2 separate regions of the Homo sapiens genome follow, and region 1 is linked to region 2. A link is a loop called in an ENCODE intact Hi-C map of the cell type or tissue named here. Cell type or tissue: heart left ventricle. All regions are shown on one strand. Region 1 overlaps GLI2 (GLI family zinc finger 2). Region 2 overlaps GLI2 (GLI family zinc finger 2).

Region 1 (5,000 bases), 51 kb after region 2:
AAAAGGTATAAAAGCACAGCTATAGACACACATGTAAAGAGTTGTGAGGCAGGCACTTGTGTAGAGAGTGCTTCAAAGTCCAAGGCAGTATATGCTAAATGTCAAATAAGCAGCAGTGAGTTTCTACTTGTGGGAGCTCCACAAGGGCGGGCTACCTGAGGAGGTCAGAGGAGGCTTCCTGGTGACCATCCAGTCTGCCCTGTGGCTTCCAGTCAGAGAATGAAAGGGTCCTGAACTTGGCCCGGAGAGCACAAAGGGAAGAGCACTCCAGGGTCTGGGAACTGCATGAGCAAAGGGAGGGAGAAGCCCTTGGCACACTCTAAGGCAAGAAAAAAAAAGCGTTCCCACAGGGAGACAGAAGTAGGTGAGACTGGGCGCGGTGGCTCACACCTGTAATCCCAGCACTCTGGGAGGCTGAGGAGGGCGGATCACCTGAGGTCAGAAGCTTGAGACCAGCCTGGCCAACATGATGAAACCCCGTCTCTACTAAAAATCAGCCAGGTGTGGTGGCAGGCGCCTGTAATCCCAGCTACTGAGGAGGCTGAGGCAGGAGAATCACATGAACCTGGGAGGTGGAGGTTGCAGTGAGCAGAGATCGTGTCGCTACACTCCAGCCTGGCGACAGAGTGAGACTCCGTCTCAAAAAAAAAAAAAAAAAGAAAGAAAGAAATAAGTGATAAGCCAGATTGAAGGGGAACCATAGGGGCTGTCAGGGTATCTGGGGAGGGCAGGCTAGGAGGAGACTGAAGTTTAGGAAGGCCTCCAGCCCCTGGGTGTCTGACACGCTTCTGCAGCACAGCCTGGCCAGCCTGTGCCTGCTGTCCCCACCTCTTTCAGGGGATGCAGCCCAGGGGCCTGCAAGTTGAGGGGGTGGCCAAAGCCCTCACCCTCCCAGTGTGGCCAGGGGTGGGCACCATACAAAATCCCCATCCTAGCAGGTGCACCTGCTTCTTTATCGCTCCTTGAATTTGTTTTTCCAAGTACAAAAGCTCCCCTAATTTGCCCAGCTCCTGGGCCTGCTGGTGTCCAGGAAAACAGATAATTAACCCTAATTCACTGACTTGCTGGGCTGGAACAGGGGCCAGGGAGGGCCCCAATGGGAAATGCAGGCCCCTCCAGGGGCAGCCAGCCTCCGATAAGAGTTGATGAGTATCAGGAGGACTTTTTCCCTCTGGGAAGCTGTGGGTAAGACCTACTTTGAGGTTGACATTTGAGACGGCCTCAAGACTTCGTTTGTTTCCACTGGGATTTACTCCCTGAAAGCCAGCAGGCCCTCTCCAATCCCCATGCCTTCCTGCCAGGAACATTCTTCCCTCTGCTCTACCGAGGATGCCATGCTTTAAAATCCAGAAAGCTTGCTCTCACACCCTCCTTCCCAGAGTCCTAGACAGAGCTCACCAACCTCTTTGTGCTGTGACTGAACTTTGACACCACCTGTGCACACGTCAGTGGTTGTCACATTCAGCTGGAGGCCAGTGAGTGCAGACTCTGGAGAAGGAATGGCCATGTTCACCTCCCAGCTCTGTCAGGAACTGTCGACAAGAATCAACTTCTCCCTAAGCCTCAGTTTCCTCATCTGTTAAGTGGGGATAAACAGAATGTCTCACATGGGGCCTGGCACACACAGGCCTGGCCTTATCATCCCTGCAGCTGGAGAAGGCCTGCCCCTGAGCAGTGCCTGGAGGCTGCCCCACCAACAGAAGGCTCTGTCCAAGAATTGACACGACAGTCCCATCCAGGCATCCTCCTCCACCCACCCTGGTGCCAGCGCCTCTACAGTCTGACATCTAAACTCTCGGGTTGGCATCTGTTTGTAATGTGCTTGTTCCACTCGGTTCTAAATTCCTATTGTCCATCACCTTCCTCCCTGGAGAGCCCTGAAGCCTAGAGGTCCAGGGTCTCTCCCTGACACCACTCCCCCAGCACCGCTGACCCAGCAGAGGGTTGGGACGTGCTCTGAGGCCGCTGTCTGCAAGGGGAACAAGGGGCCCACTGTGTGGCCGGCCCGCCAGACCCAGATATTTTAACAGCTGCTTTGTGTATTCCTGAAGCGCGATTCCTGAGTGTGGAGGAAAAACAAGGCTGGCCTCTGCCCTGAGGAGGGAAAATCACACTGCCCCGGGCAGGCTGAGGGCTGGGGTGAAGGCCTCTCAGGGGCCCAGGGTGGCAGCAGACATCAGAAACAGACCCCAGTAGCCTGGCACACGGGAGCCACAGGCACCCAGACCCATGCCAAGGCCCCCTTAATCCAAGACTGAGAAGGCAGGGAGTTGGGGGTGGGGGCAAGGACCAAGGGCCACTGAGGGTGGAAAATCCTTGCAGGAGACTCTGAGAGGGGACGAAGGACCATGAAGGCAGTGAGTGCGCACAGGACAAGGTCCAAGTCGCTGTCATGGCCCCAAGGCCCTGCCTCAGGATCTGCACCCCCAGGTTCCCTGCCCCACCCCCATTCCACCGCAGTCATGCTGTCTGTGACTCTGATCACGCGGTTCCTCTGCCTGGAATGCTAGTTCCCCAATACCCACTATGACACCCCCTCAGAGAAGCCTCCCTGGGACCACCCCCTGCCAGGCCAGGCAGGGGTCTGTCTTGCCTGTGTGCCTGCCAAGGTCAAGGCTCCTATCTCATTGTGTTTTAACTACATGTTTACGTGTCCGTGTCCCTTTATGGCCACCCTCGACACAGACACCATCAATGTTTGTTGACTGACTCAGAGACGAACTGAACACATAAATGCTCTCAGGCACTCAAGTCTTCAAGAATCCTCTTCTTCTCCGAGCATCCCCTCAGGCTTCAATGCCCCACAAAGTCCACGTGGTGAGCAGCTTCTAGACCCTGAGACCCACAGGCACCTTTAAGGGAGGGCTGGGTTGGAGAAGGCATCAGGCTATCTCTTAGGTCAGGAAAAGTGCAGTAATCGACTTCTAATGTCTGCTGCAGGAGGCACACTAGTCAACTTGTACTGTCTGCCATGGGCAGTGTTTGCCAGCACTGCATAAGAATGCCTTCCTTCCCTTACATTGTAAACCCCTTGAGAGCAAAAGATTTGCCATGCATAGTACTTAGCACTGAAGCCTATACATATTAACTGGGTACCTGCTGAGCTCTAAGCACAACCATTTTCAAGATGAATAAAAAAGTGTTTATCTCTTAAAAGCGCTTTTTGAGCACTGACACACTCAAAAGAGCTATTTTCTCAGTGGAATTGCAGGTTGGGCGGGGGGTTGGAGGGTGGGGGTGGTATTTTGGGGTCAGGGGAATGGTGCAGGTGGCCTTTCCAGGCTCTTCCAATTAGGACCCAAACAGCAGGGATGATGGCGGTGGTGGGAGATGTCTGCAGATCAAGGACAAATCTCACCTCTTCAAACAATGTGATCCAACCGACACCAAGTCTCAAAGTCTTGAGAAAGGAGCTGGGCTGACCTGGGACCCTGTCTGGTTGGCAGGACTCTGGGCAAGCTACAGGGAGAGGAGCCTCCCATTGGCCCATCACACTGCTCCTCAGAACCTGGCGATGGGCTCTGACACTCGCTGAGACCCGTCCAGGGTGGTGGGGAGAGCTGCGTTTTGATTCCTCTGAGTTTGTCCTCTTACGGATCCTGGGATTGTGAGGCTGCCTTGCCAGGAGCCACCCCAAGCCCAGACCACGTGTTTCTAACCCCTCTGTCTTCTCCCTCTTATGACAGAGTCTGGCACCCAGAAAGGCCTCCAGGGGTCATCTCATCCAGCCCCCGGGCAGCTCAGCCCCCAAGCAGTCCTTTGCCAATGATGCAGCGGGGCTGTCACTGGGCCCCTTACCTGGTTTATAACCACAGCAGTTGGTTGCAGTTAACCACATCGCTATCCCAGCCCAGACTGGCAGTGCAACTCTGGGTGTGAGATAGGCAGGCTGGACCCCCAGGGAGTACAGTGTTATGCCATGATTGGATGGAGACAGGAATTTTGACATGTGAGGGGAGCATACCAGGATCCAAGTGCATGGATCCAAGCCACCTGCAGCCACGAGCCAGCAATCTCCAAGGCCTGAGGTCACCCTCTCCATGGGTGGTGCTGGGCTTGGGGCAGGGGCAGGGCAGGGGTGGGAGTGCTGACTGCAGATCCAGGGTGGTAGCTCTGCTTCTCGAGGCTCCAGGGAGAACCGGGCTGGTGTGTGGCCCTGGCATCTCCTGGTTTGGTCTCCTGCTCCAACTTGCCCAGCTGCAGCCCTCCCCACACCTCCCAGGTGATGCCTGCACCCAGCCCTTCTGTCTGTGCCTCTGCCAGCCTCAGCCACCGGCTTTCCTCCAAGTCTGCCAGCAACCAACAGCCAGCACCACCCTGGCCAGTAGAACACCACTTTTTCCTTGCAATGAAGCCAACAGGAGTGCCCTGCCTTCAGCTGGGATCTTCATGATGAGGTAGGAGGTAGCTCACGTGCTAAGCCGGCCCTGGATAAGCCTCGCTCCTGCCTGGTCCAGTCTCTCCCAGGCCCTGGCCTTCCTCTGCATGCCCAGGAGGCCACATGCCCTCAGCCACCCTCCCTCCCTCCTGGCAGCCACCTCATCGCAGCCCAGGCCAGGTGTCTGGGACCCGGATCCAATAATGTGGTCTGCTGCAGCCTGGACATGCGCCGGCTCAAGGAGGCCAGGAGGGTTTGACCAGCTCCGTGACTTGAGACAAGCTCGACGTTCTTTATTTGGGTGGCACAGGTTTCCTGAGGGCCTACTGTGTGCCAATCTTGAGTCTCCATCCTTGACCACAGAAGTGAGGGAAACACAGTACTACCGCCCCAGAGCTTCCAGTCCAGGTGTGGGGTGGGGAGACCGGCATCAGAGGAAACAGGCCGTGCCAACCCAGAATAAGCCTCCTAGCAGGGATAAGCTCTGGGGGGCTACCAGTCTTGCTAACCTGAGGGAGTCAAGGAAGGTTTCCTGGAGGCAGGGATGAGTGAGCATTTTCAAAGGAAGAACAGTTCCGGTCCAGAAAGGCCTGCTAAAGCAGAGAGGACCACAGCAGATGGA
Region 2 (5,000 bases):
TATAAAAACCAGGTGCCGACACATGGAAGACAGAATAAGAAAGTTCCAGGAAGAGAGAATGGACAGAAGCGGGGAAAGGCATAATTTGAAGAGATGGTTGGTGGAAATTTTTCAAAACTGTACAAAGACGTGGATCCTAAGGCTTCAAATTTAATAAAATTGCTATGTTTCAGAATGTGCGGGATGTAACTGAAGCATAACTTAGAAATATGTTTATATCAAGAAGAGTAGAAAAGGAGGAAGGCTAAAAATCAATCACATAGGTGCCCAATTCAAGGAATTGGGAAAATAATGTCAAAGCACACCTAAGAAAGAAAGGAAACGATATAATGACATCATTATAAAAGAAACCTGTAAGAGAGAAAACAAAGAAACGAGAAAGAGAATCAACCAACTCCTGAATTAGACCTTTGCAAGGATTAATAAAACTCTGTGAAAAGGCTGGGTGCAGTGGCTCACGCCTGTAATCCCAGCACTTTGGGAGGCCAAGGCAGGTGGATTACTTGAGGTCCAGAGTTCATGACCAGCCTGGCCAACATGATGAAACTACGTCTCTACTAAAAATACAAAAATTAGCTGGGTGTGGTTGCGCACGCCTGTAATCCCAGCTACTCGGGTGGCTGAGGCGGGAGAATCTCTTGAACCTGGGAGGCGGAGGTTGCAGTGAGCTGAATTCGTGTCACTGCACTCCAGCCTGAGTGACAAGAGTGAGACTCCATCTCAAAAAAATAAATAAAAAATAAAACTCTGTGAAGACTAACCAAGAAACAGGGAAGGGACAAATAAATAACATAGAGAATGAAAAAGGGGATATAGTTATAAACACTGCTGCTAAATTTAAAAACAAGAAAAATGAACACATTCCTGAAGACAGAGGTAGATTGATTGGTTGAATGAAAGATGACACAAAGAAATAGAAAACTGGAATTACCTCTAACCATTAAATAAACTGAATTAGTAATTTTTTAAAAAACGTTAAGAAACCAACAAACCCAGGCTGAGGTTTGGTAGTTTGGGTTTTTCCAAACTTTGTAACATGTACAAATATTTGACAACAATCCTTAACATATCGTTGACATATACAAATATGAACATATACAAATATATTAAAATATTTGAAGATAATCCATACGGTATGCAAATATTTGAATATTGGAAAGGGAAGCATTCCTTAGGACATGTTATGAGGTTAATTTAGTTGAAAATTCAACTAAATAAGGAGAAGAATGGAAATTTATGGGTCAGTCTCACTGCTGATGGAATGACACAGCAAGAAGGCCCTTGCCAGATGCAGGTTCCTCAACCTTGGACTTCCCAGCCTCCAGAACTGTGAGAAATACAGTCCTGCACCACTTAATGACAGGGATATGTGCTGAGATATGCATCACTAGGTGCATCACTAAATGTATAGCCTACCACACACCCAGGCTATATGATATAGGTTCTTCCTGGAACCTATTGACCCTGGCCTACAGCAGGTTACTATAGGGAATATTGTAGGCAACTGTAACACAATGGTAAGGATTTGTATATCTAAACATGTCTAAACCTAGAAAAGGTACAGTAAAAACATGGGATTATAATCTTATGGGACCACTGTCCTATATGCGGTTCATGATTGTCCAAAATATTGTTATGGGGTGCATGAGTGTAAATGACTTTTCTTTATAAATTTCCCAGTCTGATATTCTGTTATAGCAACACAAAGTGGACTAAGACAATGTGGCTATCAGAAATTTTAAAATTAAATGTGGTTCACATTATATTTTTATTAGACAGTGCTAATCTAGACAGCACAGTAAGAGGCAAGAAAATAACTAAAGAGAGAAAAATTGGAAAGAAAGGAAAAAGCTATCACCATTTGTAAATGACAAGATTAAATAAAATGTCTATAAAATTTGTAGGGACACATTTAAAACTAGTAAAAGATCAGCAAGATTGCTAGAAATACAATCAATATATAAAATTTAACTACATGCCTAGATGCCAGCAATAATGAACTAGAAACTGTAATTTTTAAACATATATATATGTGTGTGTATATTTTATATATATAACATTTACAGCAGCAAAGAAAACTTCAGAATACTTATGAATAAATGTAACAAAAAATGTGTAAGACCCTTATGATACAAATGATAAAACAAAAAGACATAAAATAACCAATAAGTATAGGGAGAAAGGCCGTGATCATGGGCGGGAAAACTCAAAATGACAAAGATGGCAATCTTCTCCAAATTCATTCACAAATAACTCAATTATAATCAAAACCCCAACAGGGATTTTCAGGACTCTAACAAGTTGATCCTAAAGTTCTCACGGTAGAACAAGGGCAGAAAAAGAGCCAAGACCATTTGAAAGAGGAACACATGAGGGGATTTTCCCTGCCATGCTTAACAGAAAGCTGTAAGACCTAAGACAATGTGAGATGGCACCAGAAGAAACTAATAGACCAAAGGAACAAAGTAGGGAGCCCGGAAACAGAGCTACATATGCAAGGAAAATTGACATGTGACAGTTTTTGCATTTAAAAAAATCATTAAAAATTAAGAAATAGAATAATTGCTACTGAGACGATTATTCACATAGATAAAGTAAAACAAATTTGATCTCTACATAATGTCAAAGACAAAACAGTCTCAGCTAAATTTAAAAGCTACATGTAAATGCACAATTTTTTAAATTTTAGAATAGGAGAATAGCCGTATGACCTCAAGGACAGAAAGAACCTCCTAAAATACAAACACAAGCCACAGAGGAAAAGAATCATACACTCGACTGTGTTAAAATGTACAACCGTTGTCTCAATAAACCATGCCATACCCAAAGATAATGGCCAACAGAAGACTGAGAAATTATTTATAACATGTCTAAACAAGATTAAGACTTTTTTTTTTTTTTTTTTTTTGAGATGGAGTCTCGCTCTGTTGCCCAGGCTGGAGTGCAGTGGTGTGATCTTGGCTCACTGCAAGCTCCGCCTCCTGGGTTCACGCCATTCTCCTGCCTCAGCCTCCCGAGTAGCTGGGACTACAGGCGCCCGCCACCACACCCGGCTAGTTTTCTGTATTTTTAGTAGAGACAGGGTTTCACCGTGTTAGCCAGGATGGTCTCGATCTCCTGACCTCGTGATCCGCCCGCCTCGGCCTCCCAAAGTGCTGGGATTACAGGCGTGAGCCACCGCGCCCGGCCTAAGATTAAGATTTTTAAGATTAGTATCTCTTAAAAGTACTTTCAGGAAAACACAGCAACCCAGTAAAAAGCTCAGCAAAGGAGATGGATAGGCAAATCAGGGAGAAGCAGCCCAAACGTCCAATACGTTGCAAAAGAGCAGAATGCAAATGAAACTAAGATCATTCACTATTAGACTGGAAAAAATTCCAGTCTAATATTGTCAACCATTTCATGAAAAGTGAGGCTGAAGAAACTGTGCAGCCACTTTGGAGAGCAATTTGGCAATATCTAACAAAGCTACAAGTGTGTACACCCAACAGCCCAGCACATCTACCCTTCCACTGGGCTTGGGCTTCTAAATGAGCAGTGTGATACAGAGAAAGAAACACACGTTGTGTTGCAATGTGCTCCAGGTGTCCATGCACACACACAGGCACACACACATAAATAAAACAGTCTGACAAAACTTTAATACTTGCAATGTATTGTGATATTTTCTATTGCATCTTTTTAAATGCTGTTTCCCATGAAATTGATTTTATAAACCCCTGCTGTGAAGAAAGTTCTCCCACAGGGACACAGGGGGAGGTGTGCCACCCATGGCAACAATGTCTGCAACAATAAAAAAGTGTAAATAATGTAAATTACCTCAACAGGCGAGGAGAGAAATCGGCTGTGGAATATTCATTTATTGTGGCGTCTACGGAGCTTTCAATGAGCAAATCAGAGCTTCAGGTAACGACATGAATACATCTCAAAAACATAATCTTGTGCACAGAAAAAAATATACACATATACACACACATAATAAGATAACATCTTAATCAACTTTTGAAACCCACCCTGTATGGGCATTTACATATAAAGTAAAAACGGGGAAATATGCCAGAGGGATGACAAACACAACATTCTCTGGTCTGACGCTACTCCTGGGGGGCAGGAGATAGAAGAGGGTGATGGAATCAAGGAAGAGCAATAGATAGGGGTTCAAATCAGGGTTTAACAGCCCAGATGGGGGGGCCATGGGATCAGACTACCCCAGTCAGGGCTGTGTCATCACTGACATAGGTTAAAATTGCCAGGACATAGTAATAACATATAGTAAACTGTTAGCCAGTTTGATTATTGCTTTTGAATTCTCTATAAACAATGCACACTCCCTAATGTCTGCATCCAGGGCAGAACATCCCCCACCTTGACATGCTGCAGACTAAAAATGGCAAAAAAAAGTTAAGCTGCATGGAGGTACATGTATTTGTTACATCTCTTTGGTGTGGTTAAAATATTAAATATTTAAATATATATGTATACACACACACACATACACACACACAAACGCACACACACATCTCTTTCTGTGCATATGTGTGTTCTCCAAAGACCAGACATGCCAAGGTAAGATACTTCCAGAGCAAAGTTACATGTAAGGTCAAAACAGATAGTCTGGGCCGATGCGGTGGCTCACACCTGTAATCTCAGCACTTTGGGAAGCTGAGGTGGGCGGATCACCTGAGGTCAGGAGTCGGAGACTAGCCTGGTCAACATGGTGAAACCCCATCTTTTCTAAAAATACAAACATTAGCCAGGTGTGGTGGCGGGCGCCTATAATCCTAGCTACTCAGGAGGCTGAGGCGGGAGAATCTCCGGAACCCAGGAGACGGGGGTTGCACTGAGCCGAAATCATGCCACTGCACTCCAGCCTGGGTGACAGAGCGAGACTCTGTCTCCAAAAAAAAAAAAAAAAAGTCTGGTGCCTGTGACTGGCTGGGGCCTGGGAGGACTGACGCCTCACCTGAGCAACAACGGGAGCCAATCTTCCCTAAGGCTGC

What was found. Peaks named below come from ENCODE experiments on the same cell type or tissue, not always from the same donor. Only the 100,000 strongest peaks of a DNase experiment are listed, where the experiment ranks them.
Region 1: it touches region 2 in a loop (6-fold over the local background); 1 of 110 quality-filtered maps calls a loop at or near these places.

The regions. Positions count from the first base shown.
Region 1 is chr2:120,784,692-120,789,691 of GRCh38, reverse strand. The region is part of intron 1 of GLI2 (GLI family zinc finger 2); the gene reads right to left. Among named protein-coding and RNA genes, the nearest start is that of GLI2, 51 kb to the right of the region's middle. RefSeq lists enhancers at 838-1,760, 2,683-3,605 and a silencer at 3,625-3,919. In heart left ventricle, no CTCF peak of the experiment used is centred here; no DNase peak of the experiment used is centred here; H3K27ac peaks cover 262 bases.
Region 2 is chr2:120,835,302-120,840,301 of GRCh38, reverse strand. The region is part of intron 2 of GLI2 (GLI family zinc finger 2); the gene reads right to left. Among named protein-coding and RNA genes, the nearest start is that of GLI2, 100 kb to the right of the region's middle. In heart left ventricle, no CTCF peak of the experiment used is centred here; no DNase peak of the experiment used is centred here.